Regions from separate parts of the Homo sapiens genome. Here all the other regions are linked to region 2. Evidence: chromatin loops called from intact Hi-C (ENCODE). Cell type or tissue: heart left ventricle. All regions are shown on one strand.

Region 1 (5,000 bases), 66 kb after region 2:
CTGACACTACAGCAGGTGTCCACTGCTGGGCTGTGGGGAAGCCCCACACACTAGGCCACAGAAGTGTTCTTCTATGTGGATGACTGTTCTCTGCTCTCACACCAGAGGAAAAACACAGGGTGAGGGTTTTCCCCAGGCAGACAGAAATCCTGGGAGCTGAGAAAGGAGGTGAAGGAGGAGTGGAAGGAATTTTGGATAGCACTGTAAGCCACAGAATCTAGAAAAAACCACATATCCCAAGAAAAATGGGTGGCATTGTTCTGCTGACCTATGATTTACTGAGCCTGAAGCTGGGGCTCAAACCCGCACTGATAGCATACATTGGTTCATGTCTGCAAATATAATAGTTTCCCATTTCTATTTATATAAAATACCCTTTTAAAAAGCAAACTTATTATGAATACATGTGTATCTGATGGATTTGTGTGTATATGTGCATGCACATGGACCCTGCACTGGACATTCAGGGACCAAAAATAAACAAAACACAGACCCTCCCTTGGAGGGATTTACTCATAATCTAGTAAGAGAGAAGTCATTAAACACATAATTAAAATCCAACATGATGTGGGTTAGAGGAATCCAGGGGCAATACAGGAGCATCATAGAAAGAGAAAGAAAGGAAAGGCAACTGGCCACTGAGGCGTGGAGAGGGCCTGGATAGCGTGACGCACGCCCTTCACCAGAGCTGCCCAGGGAAACCCTGGCAAGGTGCACAGGGAGCAGGAGGGAAGGCGAGAGAGGGCACCCCGGTCAGGAAGGGGCACCCCCGTGTAGATGTGGCACGCTCAGGAAGGCAGGCAGACGGCGGGGGGACCATGCTAACACTCAGGCTCCCACTTTCAGGCAAAACGTGTACATGCTCCTCGTTCCCCACCACAGCCAGTCATTTTGGTAATTATTTATTCACACCTCAAACCACAGCACCTGACACCTGGAACTCTGCCCTGTTTCCTGCCTAGGAGTCCGTGACAAGATGTCCCTTAGTTCTTGGAAGATGTGTTCCTGCCACAGCAGTGACACATTCACTTCTCCTCCATATGCTGGGAGCCAAGCAAGGACACGTTTCCTAACAATGCAGACAGCGCGGGACATGGCGGGCGCTCCTGCCAGAAGTCCCGGCAGGACTTCTACATGGAATTCAGGGCAACCAGACTTCGGAAGCTGGGGCTCTGAGTAAAACAGACTAATAAACAGGCTTGTATTTTAAATGTTTGCTTTCTTCATAATCTTAAAAATATACAACTGCAATTTATCATCCATTTATCTTAGCACCACCAAGAGTTGCTCAATTGTATGTTAGATCACCAGAAATGGCACCCGGTGTGGGGCTGAATGCAGCTGAAGGGGAGGTTGCCAAGCCCCCGGATATCTTCCCTGGGGCTGTGTGGAAGGAGGAAGCCAGATGCACAGCTCTGCCCCAGCCACGGGGAGGACATGACTTGGCCCCCTCTCCACCTTCTGCCTGTATCTCAAGTGATCCGGCCCAGCTCATCAGAGGGAATGACGACCCACCCTCAGAGCCGTCCAGGCTGTGGGGGGATGCTGAGCTGCTCCTAGTGTCTCCTCTACCTGCTCAGCAGGAGCAGGTGCCCCTGCAGCCTCCAGCCTCTTCTCACCATGGCTACCCAAGGGCATCTCATGACCTTTACGGGCCTCATAGATGTCACATCAAACCCAGGAAAAAGCACCACATCCCACTTGAGACAATGAATTGCAGGTGACTATTTGACAAGCCATCACGTTTTGTCAACATTTAATTAAATGTGTGCATTTTAATTTGGCAGTTTTCGCTGCCTATCTTGGAAGCAGAATTTTTTTCAGGTCTGCAATATTTGCATAAGCCCCCAAAAAGCCTGGAAACCCCAGGCCTCCTGCCTAAGTGCCCACTGGGTAAAATGACCTGTCTGCCAGCCCAGCCTGAGGAACATCCCTGGTCCTGGTGCCAGGACACCTGGTGCCTCTCCCAGGCAGCACCTATGCCCCCTCCCCAGCCCCCAGCTCCTGCACATACAGGTGTCCAGCATCCACCAGCTTCGCCTCCCTTGGAGGGACACCCTTTGGACTGCCTAGCTCAGTGACATGTTTGCAGGGTTGTGATCATCCACTCAACAAACGCGGACTGAGCACCCACCAGGGCGCATGCCCTGCTCCCGCCGCAGGTGATCCAGCACTGTGCGCAGCCAAGTGGGATGCCTGATGAATGAACACATCAGGACCAAGGCTGCTGCTGAGGGCTTGGAGTGGTCTGATCTCCAAAGGCAACATGACATCCCACACATCCCCATTCATCAGGGACTGTCACAGCAACACAGTGCCTCTCTGCCCTCCAGCACCTTCTGGACCAGGCCAGCCCCTTTCCCAGCTCATCTGTGCCTGTGCCCAGACCTGTGGCTCAGGTGGATGGCCATCCCGGGCCAGGCATGTCCTGCTGCTACCCTCTCTGCAGAGACAGGCATCCTTCAGCGTGGACAAAGCCACCCACCTGTAAGCAGATAGCCTCTGGCTGCCTTGTCTACTCACTGAGTGTATGTTTCATCCGATGGATTTCCCCAAAGTAAGAGCACGAAAATAAGGAGTGAGGTGCCTGGCTAGTAATAAGGGCAAAGATGATGAAGAGAATGGAGTCATTTCCCAGGCCGACCCAGGAAGCAAATGGAAGACAGCACTGCAAGCCAGACACTCAAAATTCCATATTATTCACAACTTAATATAATGCACTTAAATCATCCCTTTAAATGTGGTATACTGGAATTCTTTCACAAATTTAGACAATGCATTTGGAACCCCTTTCTAGTGCTCAGAAACTCCAACTAGATAAACATTAACCACAAACAGGATAAAATCCAATTTATTTTCATCAAACGACTGCACCCTGTTATCATTGCTAACATTCCCTCCACGTGAACACTGAGTCTGCTTGCGCATCTAACAGTCAGACAAAAAGGGGTCTTATATCATCGCAGAGCCAGAAAGACAGCACACCTTATAAAGGAGGCAGGATGCCCCTTTTGGAGAACACCCCGGCAATAAACAAAACCACCATGAGAAGCTGGGTGTGCACGGCGCAGCCTCCGGCTCTGTCCCCGCAGTCGGCGGCAGCGCCGGAATGAACATCTGCAGTGTGAACACGGCGCCCATTAGCTCCCGCAGCCTGTTAGCATATTTTAATGCTGTGATCACAGCTTTCTATTTCCATCAAGGCGCCACGAGGTGCTAGACTCTGGATCACACATTGCGTCATTATTGTCCCCACTGAACAGATTACACAGCAGTACTGGGGACGGGGCTGGGAGGTAATGAGGGGCAACAGAGGGAAGGGCAGGTGGAGCACCGGGCGCCCTGCAGAGGATGGGTGGGCACTGCTCAGAGCTGGGGCTCTCATCTCAGCGGGGGCTCAAAGACATCGCATGCCCTGATCAACGTCTCTCTCAGACACCTGAAAATAATAACACTATTTACAAAGAAACACCTCTCTTGGCTAAATGTTCCATCTAATATTTATCTCATTAAAGTTAATAACAGAGGTCAAGTCACCATTTCAGAATGCTTTTTTTTTGCGTCACAAGTGACTCCAGGGATCAAACCTGCCTTCCTTGCCGGCAGCTGCGAAAAACCAGGCTTGAGGTGTTAATAAACCAAGGTCACTACGGAGTAGCGGAGCTGCTGACTCTTGATTTTAACTCATTCCTGTGATACAAAAAGTGCACAAATCCATTGTCATGTATGACACAAACAAGTTTCAGGGCTGGGCCTCCAAGAAAAACATCATGAAGGGTCCTGCTCCTTTCGAACCTCACACCCCAAGTTCACACACAGCAGGACACCAGTTCACGGGCCTCCTCATTTCCAAAACGCGAGCACGTGCACGCAACCACAGGCACACCAGGAGCAATGCAAAACAAAGTCCACCATCATCTGTTTTCAAAGGGCAAGATACCGGGGTCCTGCTTCTTTTAAAACGATGACTGTCCCTGTGATTCCTGCATTTCATTTGCACATGATGCAAATCCCGTGACCTCACGCTCGCTCATGTGCACCCCTGCGGTGCTCCCCATGCTGAGCAGAGCACAAGCCCATCTCTGTGCCCTTTCTCTCCCTGGTCATTTGCACTTGGAAAGCAGCATTCCATGTAGCATCCCCCGTGGTCCCCCTCACTTGCCCCAGGACGTTGCCTCTGGCCTTCCTGGAGGTTCTCGCTGGGGGTCACCCCTCAGGCTGAGGCTGGACTCATTGCCACTGACCTCCTTAATCCTAAGGAGGGGTCCGATGAGTTCTTATCACATATGGTTGTTCTAACAATTAAATGAGATGACTCAAGTAAAGCACTTAGCAATTAGTAAACACGCGACCTGGTGGAATTGTGGAGAGAAGTTCATACACGCAGAAAGCTCTTTTGAACACTGCAGAGCATGACCAAGATGCTGACTGTCAGGACTGCAGATCCCTCCTATGTCGGTATTTTTCCAACTCCCCAGCCCCAGGCTGACTCATAGCAGCAGCTCTGCCCAGGAGCAAGGACTCCCGCCTTCCTCCTTTCCAGCTTCAGAAGAGTCTCCTCCTGTGCACTGGAGTTCTTCCGTCCACATCTCCACTCTCTAGGCTCGATCCTACCCTCGCAGAGACTTGCTCACAGGGGTCCTCCTCTCTCTCTAGTGCACCCACCACCTTTGCTGAGCTATCCCTCTGCCAGGAGATAGCCCCAGACTCCTCCTCGCCCCCCTCCACGGCACCCAGTCTGCACCCGCTGCATCCTCCAAGCGCTGCAAGGAGGGTGGCCAGGAGCCGCCGCTGCCACCGTGAACCCCAAAACTGGGGACACCACACTGGGACCCTGCTGTGCCGGGCACACTCTGACTTCCCTCCCTATTCATCTCCTGCTGTGGCTTTCATGTGGATTCCTCCAAACCCTTTTTTACATAATCCCAAAGGCACAGCTACTGGGGACCTGCCCCTCTGACAGCCTTCCTAGCTAGGCCCAGTCCCTACTCTCAGGGGCA
Region 2 (5,000 bases):
TCTCATGAATTGATCGGGGATGTCAATTACATCTACCAAATCCCTTCACCTAGGTCACTGAATTTGCCCTAATGTGAGGATACCCATCTGACCCCACCCAGGAAAGGAGACCACCCAGGGTGTGCACATCTTGGGGTGGGGGTCTTGGGGATGGTCTCAGAGTCTGCCTCGCACACAGTGGGGGCACCAAGAGGAGACTGCTGTGGACACTGGGACCTCCACGGGCACAGGCTATCTAGAATGTTGCCGGGGGCACAGCGTTCCTGCTCCTGGGCAGCTGGATCTGGGCTAAAGGACAGAGCCGGGAAGGTGGGGATGTGAGGCTGGAATGACAGGTGGGAGCATCCACTCTCAGCACCTCGTAAATGCATCAAACGCACCTTTACAAACTTCGTACATACATTTAAGATAACACTATCAAATATTTGCAAAAAGCTGACAATGAATTTCTGACTAAAATCCCCCCCCAAGCCCCAAAACACCCTAGGATTTACTGCTGGGTTTTTAAGTGTTAGGTTCATTTAAAAGAGTAGAAAACACATTCGGCTTAGATAAAAAAGACAGAGCTAAACATTCCAGATATGGCTTTTGTGTCTGATGCCATATCATTCTAGTCCTTTTTTTGTAGCATGTAAGCTTCTACCTGGATGACACAGGACAAAGACTGTTGAGGATTTCAAGCAGGTGCCATGTTCCAGGACATGAAGCCCAGCAAGTCAGTCACATCTCTGAAAACAGATCACATTTGCAGTTTAAACAAACAAACAACCCCTTAGGACCACTCAGTGCAGATACGAGATATGCAGACTAGCCCTTCCAAGGACCTGCAGGGGAAAGATATGTAAAAGGCATGCTCTTAAGCAACATTATACGATGAGGGTACAGTGCAATGCTACACAAATATTAAAAAAACAAAAAACAAAAAAAGGTCTGTTGTAGGAGATTTTCTAGAATCATGTATAATGTTCCACTTTCAAGGGTCTGCCTGGATAGCAGGAGGAGAGGTCCTTTGGTTCTAGAAAACAGCAAGGCTACAGGCTAATAGAGAATTATGCAGCTTGTCCAGAGAGCAAGAAGTCAGCCTGGCCAGCCACTGCTAAAAAGCAAGGCAATGGAATGCCACAGCATTTATCACCTTAAACAAAAGAAACAGATGGGAAATATTTTCCAGTTTTCAAAATACTGCTTTAGGGGAAAAAAATGATAAAAACAAACATGTTCAACAAGTAGCATTTGTTAACTAAGAGCTTCACGTGAATTACTTCACCATAACCCTGCAAAGTAAGCACTAGTGTCCTTAGCCCACCTGCAGACAGGAGACCAGGGCACTGCATGTTCAGCCACTTGCCATGGAGACAAAACCAAGTCTTGGAGCTGATTACTCACCAGCCTTAGAGAAAACAGAGACGGCTACTAGATTTCAAATTACAGTGCCAGTAATGTCTATTACTCTTTGTATAATTTCCTTATTTTTCCATATATCTCATTCTCATCTTACAAGAGTGCCCATATTTAAGATAATTTTTGTATGCCAAAACAGAGCAGGTCACCAACATGGCTGAGAGAAAGCTCAGATGACTCCTCGTCACGTGCTCATGGAACAGACCCCGTGACAACTTCAGTTTCCAAATCAAATGCAGCAACTGCTCCCTTCTTCCTCCTCACGCCACTCATATCACAAAAGAGAGCAATGACAGAGGATGACTGTCATCTTGTGGGTTTGTACCACCTCCCAAGTTATTCCACTGGCAATCCATCCAGCACAGGTACTCAGAGAGGACATTAATAAGGCAATCTGTCATACTTTCAACTCTCCTGGTTTGTTTTGCTCTATCCCATCTCTAATGAGAGCAAGTGCAAAAGCTCCTAATGACTCCAGATCTTCCACAACAGGCTGATTTTTACACCTGTAGCAAATCACAAAATAGTCTAATCATGTAAATATGCTTAACAAGAAGGTAATTAATCTTCTCAACCAAATTTTGCAAACAAATATTCATGGTTAAGACACAGAACAATTCCCAAGTGTTCAGGTCCTCATAGCTTGCAAAGCCAGGCTGCACGAGTGCCAGCGATCAAGAGTCGGTTGGGTCAGCCTCTCCCAAACTGCCCTTCATGGGACATATGTGTTCTGCAAGCTGCTAATGGGTCTTTTTCTAAAAACAAAAAGGACTCCAAGGCTACAACAGTAGGGAGACTGACTCATTAAGCAAAGTCTAACGGGCTTTCTGACTCTGCAAGGCATTCACTAGGCTACCTCCAATGGCGAGTCTTCAGGAAGACGAATTCCAGTGGCCTGTCCAAGAGGTGCCGAGGGTGGGGATGTATTCTCCAACAGCAACATCCCTTGCATTCTCTGACAAAGACTTTCCTGTCCTGTCTTCTTAATCTCAAGTGAATGTGAGGGCTTTTTTTTTTTCAGACAGTCTCGCTCTGATGCCCAGGCTGAAGTGCAGTGGCACAATCAGGGCTCACTGCAGCCCCTAACTCTCAGGCTCAGGTGATCCTCCTGCCTCAGCCTCCTGAGTAGGTAGGACCACAGACACCTGCCACCATGCCCAGCTAATTTTTTAATTTTTAGTAGAGACGAGGTCTCCCTATGTTGCCCAGGCTTGTCTTGAACTCCTGGGCTCAAGAGACCCTCCCATCTTGGCCTCCCAAAGTGCTGGAATGATAGGTGTGAGACACTGTTCCCAGCCTGCGGGTATTTTTAAGTTGTTCCCTCTGAGTCTCCCATCCTAAAGAACAGCTGCCCCGAGCACTTCCTATGTGGACATTCCAGGCAGCTGGGCCGTGTACACGATGTCCTCCCGCTCTGTCTGAATATGTCACTTCCTTTGTCAAGAGACATCTATTAATATCTCAGCAAACAGAGCACTAAAGATATGTAAAGTACAATTTAGGAAGAATCACCCTAGAGTCTAGGGTGATGGTTATTCTATACCCCACTGCTACTATTCAAGGTTCTCCCTCCTCTCGATCAGAGGATGCCAACAGGGCCAACTTTCAGGGGAAGCTGAAGACAGGCTTTAGCAGACTTGGGAAGCTGCCTCCAACTAAACGGTGAAAATTCGACTCATCCCCATGAATTCTTCTGAAGAATTACCAGCAACATTTCATTGCCCAATCCCCTAACAAGTGTGTGATAAAAAAGAACTGGCAAATTATAGGGTCTATAGAGGATTCTTATGGTTGAGAAAATTCCTTGTTCTCAAGGGCACACACAGGTCTACCCTCTTTTTCATGTGTATTCATTACCTAAATGCACCTGTAGCTAGTGCATATTTTACGTAGCAAATTCCAAGTATGTTTTAAACTTTAAGCTTTTGTACTTAACAGCATAGACTTGAGGCAACAGGACTTAGTTATAAAATATCCTCAGAAAATTTGAAGCTCATGAAAATGAAAAATCAATATGAGCTGGTAAACCAGCACTTTTTGGGTATTTACCTGAGATAACATGAGGTATGGTGGAAAATTTCATTTCCACTTTTTTGTTTTTTAGAGACACAGTCTCCTTCTGTCACCCAGGCTGGAAGTGCAGTGGTGTGACTTCGGCTCACTGCAACCTCCACCTCCTGGGTTTAAGCAATTCTCCTGCCTTGGCCTCCCGAGTAGCTGAGACTACAGGTGCATGCCACCACACCCTGATAATTTTTTTGCATTTTTTTAATAGGGCCGGGGTTTCACCATGTTGCCCAGGCTGGTCTCGAACTCCTGAGCTTAGGCAATCTGCCCGCCTCGGCCTTCCAAAATGCTAGGATTACAGGCATGAGTCACTGCGCCTGGCCCATTTCTGCTAACCTTTGGAAGTTGTCAAGTCTTTTTAGAAAAGGTAAGCATCCCCTTGAGGAAATCAATGAAAGAAGGGAAACCCAAGGCAGACAGGGAAAGAGCTGACCCCAGCTCCCCGGCTCCCTCCGGAACACCAGGGAGAGCCACGTAGGTTGATGCCACATGTTTCTGGAACTAGAAGGATGGTGAGTGAGTTTCATGTCTGGCAACAGTGAGTGAGATCCCCAGAGGAACCGTCTGCTGGAAACAACTAAAGTGCTGGATAAAGTAATCTTTAAAATGACAGTAAGAAAAAGTAAGCAATACTTGGAGCCCATGAGCTAAGGAAAGCAGGAACTTAGAGAGTTCATTCAGCACTCAAGGTTTCCACTTCGAAAGTATTTGCCAAAGCAATGAATTTGAGCTTCCATTTTAATGCACTCTTGCAGCTAGCAGACGGGAGACAAAGCCTAGGGCATTTCCACTGCGGGGCTCCCACAACGAACACTGCTGCTGAAGAAAGCTGAGTCTTCACAAAATTATATCCTCCGTAGAATGGTGAACTAGGAATAAATTCATCCCCGAGACCCTTCCTACCCTAGCGGCCTGCAAGGAAAATGACTAGTCTTGAAAGGATGGGAACAACTATCTCCACCCATGAGAATGTGTAACCATAAGTCTGCCCATAAGGAGGTTTATAAACTAAAATCATACTCTCTGGGTGAGTCAAAAACACCGAAGCCAGTAATAGAAAATAGTCAAAGCTGGGGATGTTTCCAAGACATCTGGTGGGTATAAATTCATGGACCCCCTGGAGAAACCCACCTTCAACCTAGGCCAAGAGTTTCCATAGATGTACTTCTAAGAATTATAAGCTCACTTTTAAAAAACGAAAATCACAAAACAAACAAGAAACAAAGCACCATGAGTGAGATCCAGCATAAACACGGGAAGTTTAATGAGACTTGCAAAGACTTCAGATGTGGGAAATACCAGATAGAGTGGGTAAAATTAAGTATGTTTAATAGCTTAAAAAGAAAAGAAGACATTGGGAACTTTGTATAAGGAGAAAGACGACTTTTTAAAATGACAATCCCATTTGAAAAGAACAGATACAGCTTCTGGAATGAAGAATATAATACAAGAAACACAAACCTACTGGATGGGTCTAGTAACACGAGACACAGCTGAGGAGTGAACTAATGACTGTAGGAAGTTACCCAGGA
Region 3 (5,000 bases), 83 kb after region 2:
GATGGATGTAACTGCTCCCTCGGCTTCTAGGCAGAATTAAAGTGCTCGCATTTTAAAAAATGAGTGGAAAAGCGATCTGGAGATAGGCCTCAAAAACCGGAAAGAATACTGACAAGAAAGGGAGCGAGGGAGGAGGGAAGGGTAGGAAGGAGGGTTGAAAACAAGGAAGCCCTCGGCAAAAGGGCCCTGAAGTAAAGGAGGAGCCCGCAGACCAGAAGAGGCCTGTGGAGCGCCCCAGAGCAGAGGCCGGGGCTCCAGAACTCTGAACCCAGTCAAGGCAGCACACAAGGTCCTGATATTCTCTACACAGCTTACCGTGGTGTGTCTGCTGTTAGTCAAGTCCAGAGAAAACAGAGTAAGATGCTGCTTGTACTCACCTCCTTCTAAGACCCCAAGCCTGGGTTGAGGTAATCTTGAGTGCTTAGCGCCTGGAATATGCTGCTCTAAGTGCTGGCTGTGGATTGTCCTGTGTGATACTCCAATAACCATTCTTATGTCCCCATTGTGGAGATGAGGGCACTGAGGCTCAGGAGATGAAAACATCATTGTTCCATCCATGTGGAAAGGCCAACAAGCAGGGTTCCTCAGGGCTCCCGACCCTCTGGCCTGCTGCCTGCTCATCCTCAGGGAGGTGCTCACCCAGCTCCCAGTCCCCCATCCTGACCTGCAGCCTTCCTCCCTCTTCCTGCACCCAGCCCTGGTTCCATGCACTAAGTAGCACACCCAGAGCAAGTGCCTCCGGGCCATCCTGGGCCTTGGGGGAGCAGGGGCCTGCAGGCCAGATGACTCCAGGTGAGAGGCAAGCTGTATTACACAGAGACTACCGCACAAAACACGGACCCAATGCCAGGCAAGCACGCGCCCAGCCTGAACCTCCAAGAACTGTCTTTGCAAAGTATAGAGATGGGACTCAAAGAGCGCTTGGTAGGAGAAAATGCAAATGGGAATACAATAGAAAAACTTGAGAAAAACTATTTGTACTATAAGACTCTTGAATTTAGCAAGCATAAATAGCAGGCTTAAAATTTGCTAGAGCACAGTCATTTTTATATTGGGGACATACGTAACTTGCCCCCCATATAAAAATACAGTAGGAATACAGAAAATAGTTTCTTTTTTTAAATCCCCTCCCATTTTCACATTTGCAGCACTGGTATTTATGTAGTCTAATTTCCATAACAAAAATTTTAAAATCTGTCTCAAATATAACTCCTCAAAATAATGTCAGTAAAACTGGGGAGAGAAGCTCAATGCATCATAAAATGATCTCAGTAAGAAGGCCGTGTGAGGAGGGTCGGCCCGGCCAACGCTCTTCCCAAGGTGTGCAACTGCAGAAAGATCCTCAGCCTCAACCCCCTTCACTTAGCCCAGAGAAACACAGAAAACAGTAAGCCACTTTTCCTAAGAGAAGTTCAGCGGGCTTTCAAAGCTGCCTTCTTTCTCTTTCCTTGTCACAAAAACCATGAGATCGAAAACCAACGAACTTCAAACTCTGACTCCACTTCTTCAAATTCAAGAAATGCTCAAAGCCTCAGCCTTGGGGATTCACACATGTCAAAACCTCACTCAAGCTGTTTCCATCCAGTATCTAATAGAAAAACACATGATCAGAACCTTCAAGGATCCCATGTAAATTTTTCTACTTTCATATTTCAGTTGCATGATTAATTATGTACCTTCCACATATCTTTCTTTGCTTATTTAAAATTACTTCTGAAGTAGTAATGTTGGTATGAAGAATACTAAATCAATACATGATTTCCTGGAATCCAGGCATTGCTCAGACAAACAGCAAAAGCCTATTTCAAAACAGCTCCGCTGACCACTTTAGAGAACAGAACAAATTTCTGACTTTTGAACATGCTGTCCCTCTATCCTAAAAGAAGAAAACATTTCCTTTGTGAAAATGCAAATCTCTTTCCTTAACCAGAAAACAACCTCCTTCCCATGTCCCAGTGACCCCACCTCCTAACCGTTTCAGAACCACATCAGACAGTGCCACCCAGGTGGGAGGAGAGACTTACAGTTGAAGATGCCCGGAGGCGGGTGCTCGGTCACCAGGAGACAGTTCTCTTCGTCACTGTTGTCCCCACAGTCGTTCTGTTGGTTACAGACCAGCGAACCAAGATACAAGCATTTACCACTGGTGCAGGTGAATTTGCACTCTGAAAAAGTACAATATAAAGCATGGAGCAGTCAATGCAAGCTTGGTGCTCTTGAGCTGTGACTGTCGTTGGTTTTTCTTTCCCCCATTTGCATGCCATGATTGTTTGGGAGCTCAGACTATCTGGAGAGCCCAGGACACTAAACTCAGAGAAGGGCCATCTGGGTAAGGACCTTCCTCGTCTGAAACACACAGGATGGTGCCCTCCTGCACTCCACAGGGGCACCGAGGCCCACCTTGCACGCCTCACTCTACGGCACTGCCCACACAGTAGCACAGGTGCTCTCTTTCTTTCCACAACCTGCTCTGCAAAAGTCATAGCTGTGGGGCTCTATTATTCGGTTTGAAAACATCCTTGGCAGTTCTCCACACTTCCGAGAATGGGGGAGCCCGTGCAGCCAGCCGTGGCAGGGGCCATCAGAACTCAGGAGCGCTGGCTTAACAAAAGAACACTCAGACATTTTATCTCCCACTTGCCACTGTCCTGTGGTGAGAATCTGGACAACATATTTCACCTCTCTGATGTTCATTCCTCTCATGCCTAAGAAAAATCAGGCATAATACCAGGCATGGGTAGCAGTGAATTTACAATGTAAAACATGGGAAAATCATGTGTGCTTTCTGCTAAAGGGCCATGCTGGTGAACTATAAAAATAGGGCAGGTCCCATACCCAAATCCTTATAGGCCACACTGAACACAGGCTCCCTAAAGTCTGTACGAATCAATATTTGAAAATGGAATTCAGTTTTGTAGGACTTTAAAATAAATTTGCACACTTAACACATTACTATCCATTTAAGCAATGAAGAATAAAGGAAGTTACACAATTATATACACTTGAGCACAGAAAGGTCCATTACATCTTACAGTGACTGTCATCCTGCATTCTGAGTGTGGGCTTGGCCCTAGGAAACCACAGAAGCTGGCAGGATTCACACAGCACGGCCCACTCAGTACACAGCGGGAAGACAGAGTCTCTGGAGGAGTCCCGGGTTCCTCACCGCCACTGACTGTCACAGCCTCTTCCTTTTTCCAGGCCTTGGTTCTGTCTGTCTGGAATAAGGGTGGCAGGCCTGGATCAAGTCCAAGGTCCTTTCAACTCAGATTTTCAATCATTCAAATAAAAGGCTGGGCATCGGCACACCAAGGCCTCTTCCAGCGATGCTAACCATGTGTGGGGCTACCCCATGAGAGCCCAGCCTGCCTCTCAGCGGCGAACTGTGGCCCGCAAGACAATAACCTTCACCTGTTGTAAAGAAACACAACTTAAGAGTCCTCAAAGTATTTTTGTGAACCTGTATAAAAAGCGTATTATAATCCTCCATTTGTTCACATTCTCCTAAAAGAGTATAGAAAAAGAAACCAGCCGAGCTGCTGACCTAGTTTAGAATAACATGTGAACACAGCCCAAATGCACACCCACAAGCGCCTCGCTAGCGGCGCCATCCAGGTTAGAAAATCTGTGTGCAGAGTGAGGCTGGGCCACGTGGTGGGGGTGCTGCTGGAGCCAAACGCTCTCTTTCCATAAGGTGGAAAGATTAAAACCCAGCTGTTTGAAATCACATTTACTAAGTAACATTTTTTTAACTTAATGGAAAAAAGGGATGTCAAGGGAAAAATTTATCTTCCTTTCCAAAAGAAATATTGGACTATGGATTTATACCAAACATGAAAAGCGCATTAACCGAAAACAGGTACTCCCTGTGTTGCTAAAACAGTGATTGGGAAAAAGGAATACTAATCTGAATTGAATCAAACTCTTAACTAAAAAGTTCACCATTGCTGTGGTTTGAAAGGATCCAAGGTTAGACTACCATATTCAAGTTGGTGTGGAACATTAAACTACCCAAGAAATGAAACCACATCCACACTTCACTAATTTTAACTTGTTGGGGGGAGACACGACATGCTTGCAAGGAAATGAATTCTGTGGCTCATTCATTCGTTCATATAACCAATATATTAGCCGCTTCTATGTTCTGTGCTAGGTACTGAGACATGGAAACTCGGAAGTGAATGAGCTAGCCCTCTTCAAAGAGCTTATGACATGAACTATTTTAAAAATATGAGCAGTGACTAATTTGCTGCTCCTTCCAAGGCCAAACATTTCCCTTCTTTATCTCCTTCATAATCTAGAGGGCCGCCCAGCCTGTGACAGGCACTCGGTGAATCACACATTTGTTGAATAAATGAATAATTTGATCTGAGCCTCATAAGAACCCTGTGAAATAATTAGAGCAGATATTATTCTTCCCATTTTATTCCATTTTGCCTCATCTCATAGCACTGCCTCAGTTTCCAAATCCACTTTAAGGAATGTGAGAGACTCACTTGTAATGGGCATGGCCCCATGCATAACAAAGTTCCCCAAATCACTTGTTGTCTTAAGTAGGCTCAACCTTACTCAGGAAACACTAACAAGGCTTGTGCTACTAATGTGCTTGGCTCTTACTTCTTAGATAACGGAAACAACATCAACCTATTAAATTTCAAATTCAGCTGGGTACAGTGACTCATACCTACACTCTCCACACTTGGGAGGCAGAGGCAGGAGGATCATTTGAGTCCAGGAGTTCTAGAGCAGCCTGGGCAACAAAGCGAGACCCTGTCTCTACAAAAAAGTTTAAAAATTAGCCAAGTGCAGTGGCACACTCCTGTACTCCCAGCTACTCAGGAAGCTAAGGCAAGAGGATCGTTTGTGCCCAGAAGTTCCAGGCTGCAGTGAGCTATGATCATGCTACTGCTCCCAAGCCCAGGTGACAGAGCAAGATCCAGTCTCTAAAAAATTAAAAATTAAAAAAAATCAAATTTATAAAATCTAAATCTCAGCAGTGA
Region 4 (5,000 bases), 220 kb after region 2:
GACCCCCTTCTCCTCAAAATAAATGTAAAAATTAGTCAGGAGTGGTGACATGCCCTGTGGTCCCAGCTACCTGGGAGGTTGAGGTGGGAGGATCACTTGAACCTGACAGGTCAAGGCTGCAGGGTGCCAAGATGGCACCACTGCACTCAGCCTGGGCAACACTGCAAGACCCTGTCTCTTAAAAAATTTTTTTTTAATTAAAAAAAGAAAATCATAAGAAAGAGAAAATATATTTAGTATTCAGTAAGTGGAAGTGAACCATCATAAAGTTCTTCATTCTCGTTATCTTCACATTGAGTACGCTGAGGGGAGGAGGGAGAGTCAGGGTTGGCCATGCTGTCTCAGGCGGGGCAGAGACAGAAGCGATGAAGGAGGTGGGAACCGGGACAGGAAAGGCACGCACACTTGGTGTAACTTCACAAAACACACTGCAATTTCCATCTGCCTTTTTTGCTTTTTCATTTATCTAAGTGTTTCTAAACAGCACCAATTCTTCTTCCCCTGTTTGTTTAGTTTCAGTGCCCACTTCATAGACGGATTCATGTCATAAAAGAAGTCAAAAGCAGTCTGAATAACTGGAACCCTTCTGCCAGACTGTCTAATGTCAATTTATTTTCTGGCACTGCTTCTTCTATGTTTTTTTCCCATCACCTGGCCCTGGTTTGGAAGTACTTATCTCCATTAAGTCGTCCTGTGTTAATTCCTCTGGTGTGGTGTCTACTAGCTCTTGAATTTCTCCAAGATCCATATCTTGAAATCCTTCCTTCCCCCTCTCCCCTGGCGCACCTTTTTATTTTTTTTGCCATAGCCACAGTCTCTTTCATGATTTCCTTGGTTGGCTCTGTTGCAAATCCCATGAAGTCATGCACAACATCTGGACAGAGTTTTCTGCAGCAGGAATTTATTGTTTCGGGTTTGATAGCTCTCACAGTTTTTTCTGTTACAACAGTGGCACCTTCAATGGTGAAATCCTTTCAGATTTTCCTGACCTTCTCTCTATCAGGGTTCTCCTTCACAGCGTTATTATCCTTTCCATAGAACGCCGTGTGTAATGAGCCTTAAAGGTCCTTTTGAGACCCTGATCTAGAGGCTGATATGAGATGTCTTATTTGAGGGCAAATAGACCATTTCAGTCTTCAGCCTTCAGTGTTGAACTCATGGGGTTCTGGGTGGCCAGGGGCACTGTCCAGTATTGAAAGAAGTTTAAAAGGCAGTCTCTTACTGGCAACGTACTTCCTGACTTCAGGGACAAAACACTGATGGAACTAATCCAGGAAAAGAGTTCTCACTGTCCAGGCCTTCTTGTTCTACAATCAAAAGACTGGCAGCTGGTGTTCACCTTTTTCCTTCAAGGCTCAGGGGCCGTCCTGTTCATAAACCCAACTGCATTTGCACAAAATGATAAGAGTTAGCCTATCCATGCTGCTTCTCTTCCTTACTAATAAATGTCCTTTGTAGCTTTTTTTTCCAGAATAGACCACTTTCATCTGCATTTATAAACCTATAGAGGCAGATATTCTTTCTCCTCAATGATTTTCTTAATGGTATCTGGGAACTCAACTGCTGCTTCTCCTATTATCTTGACTTTTTTTTAAGCCAAATCTCTTTCTAAAATTATCAAACCATCCCTTGCTGGCACTGAATTCTCCATCTTTAGATCCTTTGCATTTCTTTTGCTTTGTCATATAACGACTTTGCTTTTTCTCAAATCTTATTAGAGTCTATAGGTGAGCTTTCTAATAGCCATCCTTCTACCATATAAAAGCTGCATTTTCAATACAAGATACAAAGGTATTTTGCAAAAAGTGCAAAGTTTTTGTGCCTGTTGGCATATAGCTGCAGTGACGGCTTCACAAATTTCCTTTTCTTTTTTCCAGTGGTTCTTATGCTGGTTTCATTTATCTTGAAATGGCAAAAGGTAACCACAGCTGCCAACCTCAATCTACAGCACAAATCGAGCAATTCAACTTCTTCTTGCAATGTCATGACTTTTCTCTGCTTCTTGGGAGCACTTCCAGCATCACTAGGGGTACTTCCTATGGGTTTGGGTCCCATGTTGCTCTTCGAGGCTTATGGTATTGCAGGAAATACAGTGAAAATATGCAAGAACCTCAAGAGATTCCTTTTCACTGTGACATGAAATTTACTGTTGAGAAGAACTGCTCATGCGGAGATGATAAGGATCACATAGTGTCTTAAGTGGATACTGAAAAAACTTGAGCTGACCACAATAGCAACCAGATGTGGCTACAAAATTATTACAGTAGTATAGCAATGGACTACAGTTAATTTTATGCAGTTATGATTTAATACTACATCTTTGTGTTTGCGTTACATTTCTCGACTGCAAATGGTACCATGTATATATGTAAGTGTGTGCATAAGTTTTGATAAGATTTAACTTTTTATAACAGGTACGCATATATTTTACAGTAATAAAAATGACAAAATAGACTAGTATCTACATATATTTTATGCATTCATGACATGCCTAACTTTGTCTTAATTTTTTTCAATATTTCTAGGCTACGAGATTCATATGCAAGTTTATTCAAATATTTGAAAATCTCCAAAAATTTCCAATATATTTATTGAAAAAAATCTGTATACAAGTAGGCCCACACAGTTTCAACCCATGTTGTACAAGAGTCAACTAAGTTTTTCAGTTTTTCAACTGTGAAATGATAAACACGCCCTCCGTCAGCAGGCTGACGCATGCAGGCTGAGTCTGCCTTCCTCACACTCCTTCCGTCTGCTGTGTCATCTTCCCTGTCCCCATCCCTAGGGATCCCTCCTACACCCCCACAGCAGGACCAGGTTTAGCAGTCTCCCATCTTCAGGTCTGTGTCCATGACAAGGAGTTTCATAAAATGGAAATTATTCTTGAATATCATAATTTGAAACCAAAACAAATGGGGCCCATTGCCCAAACCTGCAGCAGGTTAAACTCAAAAGGGCTGATGTTGCCATGACAAGGATTGAAGCGTGTGTCGGTGTATACAGGGCAGTGGCTGCCTGGCCTCATTCCTCAGGGGAGTCTGAAAGAACCACCTTCCCAGCCCTCCCCAGCAGCTTCCAGGTGGCCTGCCCCACAGCCTGTGCTGCGACAGCATGCTGGGGACTCCCTGAAGTCATCCCTGCTGCACGAGACCATTCTGACCAAGCCAGGCCCAACACAGAGATACAGACCTGACACTAGCACCAAGAGGGCCATCTCCCATCTCTGCACTCTTCAACATGTGAGTACCAACCAACTGTGAGCTCAGGAAATCTTCTTTGAAAAACTAACTCCTCCTCCTCCCCTTCCCCACGCTGCCCACACCATACAGTCACAACATTCTACAGAGGAACCACCTTTCAGCCAGAGATGCTGAGAGGTGGAGACCTCTAGGAATATCTAAGGTCCAACTCCTGTGCAACATCCACCAAGATGAGCCCTGAGTGTGGAAGCCGGGAAGCCGCCCAGGTCCTGGCCTGGGAGCCTGTGCACTGGAGTCCAGGACTGCAGCAGCAGGGCTGCCTCCCGGGGGGACCAGACCCCAGGACCCTGGATCCACCCCTGGCGGTGCAGGACTCTACTCAAATCCTTCCAGGTGCTTGCTTTGCCTGAAAAATTCCAGAAATGACTTCCTGGTGACAACTGCACTGTCTACCAACACTTCAGGCCATAGTTTGCAGATGACTCGTGGGCCTTTGTACAACTGAAGCTCATTCCTTCTTTTCATCACATCTTATGGAGCAGCTAGGATCTCCTTAGCCCTCTTACTAGGAGAACCTGGTGCTTATCTAGCTAATGCCTTCAACAAGAGGTCCCCAGAAAGATGCATGGGCTTCCCATTCCTAAGAGGGTTCTGTTCTATTTTGGGGGTTTTTCATCTTCCTTTCTCTTTTTCTTGGGGAGTGAGGAGGAGGGGGATTCATTTAAAAGATTTAGCTCATGTAGAAAATAACTCCCTTTTTCTTTCATCAAAAGGAAAGTCTCGGACAGGAGCAGTAGCTCGCACCTGTAATCCTAGGGCTTTGGGAGGCCAAGGCAAAAGGACTGCTTGAGCCCAGGAGTTTGAGACCAGCCCAGGCAACATAACGAGAGCCCCTCTCTACAAGAAAGGAAAGAAGGAAGGAGAAAAGGAGAGAAGGAGGGCAGGGAAGGAAACGGGGAGAGAGAGAGAAAGAGCGAGAGAAAGGAAGAAAGACAAAAAAAACTAGCTGGCATGGTGGCATGCACCTGTAGTCCTAGCTACTCAGGAGGCTGAGGAGGAAAGATTGCTGGAACCCAGGAGCTGAGGCTGCAGTGAGCTATGATCGTACCACTGCACTTCAGCCTGGGCATCAGAGTGAGACCCTGCCTCTAGGGAAAAAAAATTGTCTTCAGAAGACAAAGTTAACCTATTTCCCCCTCAACGGATCTGACGAGACATCTGGGCCGGGGTCTAGGCACCACATGGCTGCTGTCCAGCATGTGCCCTGCAGGGGTGCACTCCTGCCCTCCGGTGCCTTCCCTGTGGGCAGCTCTGAGGTCAGCTGAGTGCCCAGGGCAGACAGCCCCAGGCCACTGGAGAAGTCTAAAGAATCTGTCTATTCATTAAAGCCTACCCCCAATAAATCTTTCTAAAAAGCAGGAACCAAAAGCTTTCCTCTTGGACCATGGCCAAGTTCTCATTTTACAGTCAGCAGCAGGTCGGGCTCCAAATCTGCATATAACAGTAACTGCATGTAACATAACTGCACTGCATGTAACATAACTGCACGTAACATAACTCCATATAACAAAACTGCATAAACATGACTGCATGTAACACAACTGCATGTAACATAACAGCATGTAACAGTAACTGCATGTACCATAACTGCATAAACATAACAACTGCATGTACCATAACTGCGTGTAACAGCAGTGCATGTTTTCCTCCTTTCCCTCTGTAGTTGCAGAGCTAGCAAGGCGTTCTGGCCTCCAGGAACCTTCTCACCAGGGCATACATTCCCCTTCCACTTGGGGCAGA
Region 5 (5,000 bases), 230 kb after region 2:
CTGGGTGCAGACAGGTGAACTGACTGCCCAGGGCACATAACGAGTCCATGGTGGCTCCAGAAACCCACCCTGGTCAGCCTGCCCTCAAAGCTCACGGCCTCCTCACACAGCTGTGTGGTCATGACCTTGTGGAAAGCAGGTCTTAAAACAATTTTTAAAGGCTGAAAAGAAATGCACACAAAGGAAAATGTGGTTGTGTGAAAATAGTGGCAGAATGGATGGCTTCTGCTCTTTTCTTTGTTGCTAAATTTTCTTGTTTTTATTATTTTAAAATGCTTTAAATTAAATAATAAAAGGCTGTTTATGGCCAGGTTCTGTGGCTCACGCCTGTAATCCCAGCACTTTGAAAGGCTGAGGCAGGAGGATTGCTTGAGCCTAAGAGTTCTTTAAAAAAAAAAAAAAAAGGTTAAGAGAAGTCCTAGGGTGGGTCCCTAATCTGACGGGGCTGGTGTCCTTACTGGAAAAGGAAAAGACCCCTCATGTGTGCCCAGAGAAGAGGCCACATGAGGACCCAGGGACATGGTGGCAGTCTCTGAGCCCGGAAGACAGGCCTGACCAGAAGCCAACCCTGACAGCACCTTGATCTTGGATTTAGAGCCTCCAGACCTGACAGAAAATACATTTCTGTCATTTAAGTCACCCGGTCTGTGGTACTTTGTTAGGACAGCCCTAGCAGATTCATATACCTCAGCCTATCCTGACAGAGGACCCTAAAACATCTCACAAGCTTATACAGAAGAATCACAGCCCGGTCTGATTTGGCGGTCGCCTCTTGCGAAGCAGAAGTCATCTACGGCACTCTGTTCCTGCTCTAACATGACAGGTCATGCCTCCTGGCTTCTGGGCACAGCACTCGTGAAACCGCGCTGGAGGGATGCACGAGAGATGCCCGCCAGGCGCAGGAGCCCTTGACGGAAGAGGCAAGAGCGCTGGTTCTGCTCCTGCCTCCACCCTGGGCTGCCGGTGGGGTCCTGGGCAAGGCACCCCGCCTCGCAGCCTCAGGTCTTCTCTTTGCACAGTATGAGAGGGGAGCCAGTGATCTTCCAGGGTACTTGGGAGTCCCAAAGCTCCAACTTTACAAATTCTGCCTTCCTCAGCACACAGTCCTCAGTCTCACACACAAAACCCCAAATACAATTCTTTTTGTACAAACATTAAAAGCACACATATCAAAATATATACATGATGGTTTATTTCTACTAGAGAAGGCTTATAGCCTCATAGGAGCATGTATATTTAAGCCACAGCAGCTATGCTATTTCTTGCAGGTATTCAAGAATATGTATTCCCTGAAAAACCACACAAAGTTACTTTTCCCCCTTGGGAGTCACCAGACTACCACCATCATAGCTCAGTCAGTATACAATGCTTAACATTTCAAGGTGCCAGTTGATTCTTTAAAACACATTCTGCTTCTTCTACAGATTTAACTTTGTGTACAAGCCACTGGATAGGGAAGATATGTTTGATGTTATTAGTAAGTCCAGGTGACATGCACGATGCAGCTGACTTTGCAGGGAGATGGTGAAGAAGCCCTGCACCCACGCCAGGCTTCCACACACAGGAGCCACTGGTATTCCCTGGGCTCGGGCACAGTATGACCCCACACATGCAGCTGATCAGCGGATGCTTCTACAGAAGAAACCCTACAACATAATCAACTTTGAGGCCATCCCAGCCACAAGGTCCAGCTCAGCTTTCCAGGATGTGAGCATGTCATGCAAGAATATGCATGTTGGTGTGTGGAGGGTAAGCCCTGTGTGAGGGGAAATTCCAAGCAAGACAGAAAGTATCTTGAGTTTCTACAATGTCCAGATGCCAAAATGGGGTCTCCCTACTGCTGCCATATTTGCTGAAGCAACTTCCCCCTTAGGAATGCTGTTGGTCCAATTCCTCAGCCTGAAACAGAGATTCCACAATTTGCTTCTTTCAGGGCAAGAAGGGTTTACCTATGAATCCAACGCATGACCTTTATTGCGCTTGATACTACAAAGTCCTTGTGCATATGCCTAAAATCAGACCAGCCGGTCCCCAGTACACTCCCTTTTCCTAAGCATTTTCTAAAGACAGAATTCATGTTCCTGTCCAGCAAGAATACAGTCTCTCAGCTACTCCACATAAAAAACAAGCTAAAAAGACAACTTTTTTTTTTTTTTTTTACTATTTTACATATCAGGCTGTGACACTCAAACAAGTAGGTAGGCTGTCCTAATATCAAGTGTGATGTAAAAAGTCTGCAACCGGAATTTTCCTAGTGACCATTAAGACTCTCATTTTCAGTGGGCTCCACAACATCCTCCTCATCCGCCTGTGTCCCCGAGCGCAGGCCACCCCAGATGGGCCAGGCAGCAGTGAAGAGCCCTCTCTACAGCTCCACCGCCTAGGAAGGCTGGGACCTCAGGAGGTCGCGTGACCTCTCACATCTACTTCCTCACTTGTCATTGAGGGGTTTTAGTTCTATGAGATAGCTTTGGTCTCTTTCTGTTCTAAAGAAAAGACGTAACTCACTCTTCTATAATAACAGCTACATTTTAAGCCACCACAGACCTCATCCTTTTGATGACAAAAATGCCTTGCCATGCATTCAGGTCGAGTGATTAAGCCTTGTGGAGAAGGGGCCGTTATCTTGGTCAACGCTTCCGCACACCGGCTGGGCCGTCTGTCTGACGTGCCCCCAGCCCTCAGGTGCTGCCAAGAGCAGCCACCTGGACCACCTTCAGCCCTTTCATCGCGGACAGAAACTGCACTTCCCATGCACACTTCTCAGCTTACTTTACAGAGTTAAACTTAAATCACCGGAGGTTAATTAACCCATTTATGCGCAGTGTTCCATTATTGGAACGCTAAGCATGTGGGAGTTATTTATATCCTACTGCTCAAGGTCATTGCCAAGGTCTGATTTTTCACACGTCTGCAATTCAAAAAATTGCAACCTCCGGCATAAAAGGGTTTAAAAGGAGAACCACTGAGACAAATCTGCCATTCCAACTTCAGAAACAACTGAGTGACTGCTGACCTGGTATTAAAGTGCTCCTCTGGCCCCAGAAGCCTGTGAGCCTGACTCCTATGTGATCCCTAAGGTTGGACAGTGCCAGGAACAAAGCGTTTTCTGGAACCTAAAGCAAGGGGGGAAAGCCGCATTTTTAGAAAGTTTAAAAGTAAAGTTTACATGTAGCTTCAAAGGGGTGATCAGTGGAAGTGACAATGACTAATGAGATAAAACTGCCACCTGAAAATTAACATGCAATGCGGAAACACGGAGAGGGAAAGGGACATTTATCCAAGATGTCTTACTTAGAGAGACAGTCAGACTTTGTAAAAGAGAAAAGTATTCTAAAGTTATGATTTAATCCAGAAATGCACCAGAGATAACCCTTCTCCTTGTTGCTCTCCTTCTGTGACAGCAATGACAGGCTGGTGTGCACAATATTTCCGATATTTTTGCCCAACTAGACACTGGCCTGGCCAGCTCATTTGTATGGGGTTTGCATAGGTTTGCATAACTTCTACATGAGGAGGTGTTTGCTCCATGCATCTATCCTTAATTCAATAATTTCGGTATCTGTTCAGAGGTGGTAGAGGGGAAACAGAAGCCATAAAATAATCACAGTCAAATACTGCTGATTTAGAGAAAGCACACAAACACACACACTCACACAGGAGATTGGCTACAGGTCGTCTATGTGGCAAAACGTCACAGCAGCAACCTGGAATATTGTCTCCTCTCCTTTTACCCCACCCAGGACTAAATGAATATGTCTAGAAAAGGGTGAGTTTTCCAAAAATTGACCACAGGCCATAGGAAAGACATAAAACCAAATTACACATTTCAGTGCTTCAAAGACTGTCAAAAACTGTAATGTAGCCAAGAGCTCAACCAGTGATTTCAAGTTTGTGTTTTCAGCATGCATCCACCTTTTAAGTTAAGATGTCAGCAGTGAAGGTTCACAGCATTCCTGGGACGTGGTGCTCGAGCCCCAGAACCAAAGCTCGCCTGCCTCCAGGGCATTCTCTCCAAGACCTCGCTGAACTCGTGGAATCCGCATGGCCTCCGTCATCGTCTCATTTCCGGGCATCCCCGGGGTTGGAAAACTCCTAGATCTCTCTCCAGTGGCCTTTGTGCCCTGGAATTATTGAGGCAATTCAGTAACGGGATCGCCAATGAAAAACTTGTATCAGGAGTGTTGATCTCCCACAAAGTAGAAGGCCACCTACTGCTGCCTCATTAATTGCAAAATAAATCCTCCATGCAATAACCAGAAAACACTGTGCTGCTAAGTGAAGAAAGCAGAAACCAAGAAAGATCTTTCCACGCCTCATGGTATTCAGTCCCTCCTAGGGCTCCCTTATGCTTCAATTTCTGCACCTAGAGGCATGATTTGTAAAGGTTTTCAACATTTCCATGACAGAACTGGGCCTGAGAAAGCCCACCCCAATGGCATCCTCTCTCCTTTCTCAAAACGTACTGGAGATGTTTCATTTCATGGGATATTGTAAGGGCTAACCCACAGCCTACGGATGGGAGAATGTCTAGAATGTTTCTAAATGCCAAAAATATTTTATAACTCTAATGTTCCTGACCTGCCATCATCTCAAGCCACATAACCATCTGAATTAGTGGGAGAAAGTGACAGGAACAGAGCGCAGATCACAGGGCCACAAATATGCCCAGGGCACGCCCAGGCATTGTGCCAGCAGCCCACCCACAGACAGTCTATGAGCACAGCAAGGTGCACCCAGTGCTGCTGTTTGCCACGTGCCACTGAAGCACCCAAGCCAGTGAATGAGGAGAGTAATCTGGCCTGCAGACATGCTCTACCATTATCTCCATCCACCCCACAGCCAGACAGCCGGCAAGCTCCTAGAGGCCAGGGAACTTCTGAATCCCACAGTGCTTCACTGACCCCAGCTGCACCTCTGAAGGGCACACAGCAAATGCATGTGGACAGACTACACTAAAAACACCCAACTTCTGTTTGGTAGCCTAGAAGGGAAAATTT

Evidence for each region. Peaks named below come from ENCODE experiments on the same cell type or tissue, not always from the same donor. Only the 100,000 strongest peaks of a DNase experiment are listed, where the experiment ranks them.
Region 1: it touches region 2 in a loop (2.4-fold over the local background); 12 of 110 quality-filtered maps call a loop at or near these places.
Region 3: it touches region 2 in a loop (2.0-fold over the local background); 6 of 110 quality-filtered maps call a loop at or near these places.
Region 4: a loop joins it to region 2, with 2.1 times the contacts of the local background. A loop is called at or near these places in 4 of 110 quality-filtered maps.
Region 5: it touches region 2 in a loop (2.0-fold over the local background); 5 of 110 quality-filtered maps call a loop at or near these places.

What each region holds. Positions count from the first base shown.
Region 1 is chr18:13,452,090-13,457,089 of GRCh38, reverse strand. All of the region lies in intron 4 of LDLRAD4 (low density lipoprotein receptor class A domain containing 4), which reads right to left. Among named protein-coding and RNA genes, the nearest start is that of MIR5190, 5.4 kb to the left of the region's middle. RefSeq lists enhancers at 849-1,494, 1,495-2,138. In heart left ventricle, no CTCF peak of the experiment used is centred here; a DNase peak (open chromatin) is centred at 3,118; H3K27ac peaks cover 3,253 bases.
Region 2 is chr18:13,518,270-13,523,269 of GRCh38, reverse strand. The region is part of intron 4 of LDLRAD4 (low density lipoprotein receptor class A domain containing 4); the gene reads right to left. Among named protein-coding and RNA genes, the nearest start is that of LDLRAD4-AS3, 50 kb to the right of the region's middle. In heart left ventricle, no CTCF peak of the experiment used is centred here; a DNase peak (open chromatin) is centred at 2,784; H3K27ac peaks cover 1,084 bases.
Region 3 is chr18:13,435,409-13,440,408 of GRCh38, reverse strand. It overlaps LDLRAD4 (low density lipoprotein receptor class A domain containing 4), which reads right to left. Exons shown (of 7, transcript NM_001378100.1): 4 at 2,025-2,165. Among named protein-coding and RNA genes, the nearest start is that of LDLRAD4-AS1, 10 kb to the right of the region's middle. In heart left ventricle, no CTCF peak of the experiment used is centred here; no DNase peak of the experiment used is centred here; H3K27ac peaks cover 1,614 bases.
Region 4 is chr18:13,302,614-13,307,613 of GRCh38, reverse strand. The region is part of intron 2 of LDLRAD4 (low density lipoprotein receptor class A domain containing 4); the gene reads right to left. Among named protein-coding and RNA genes, the nearest start is that of C18orf15, 66 kb to the right of the region's middle. RefSeq lists enhancers at 3,005-3,504, 3,505-4,006. In heart left ventricle, no CTCF peak of the experiment used is centred here; no DNase peak of the experiment used is centred here.
Region 5 is chr18:13,291,982-13,296,981 of GRCh38, reverse strand. The region is part of intron 2 of LDLRAD4 (low density lipoprotein receptor class A domain containing 4); the gene reads right to left. Among named protein-coding and RNA genes, the nearest start is that of C18orf15, 55 kb to the right of the region's middle. RefSeq lists an enhancer at 4,713-5,000. In heart left ventricle, no CTCF peak of the experiment used is centred here; no DNase peak of the experiment used is centred here.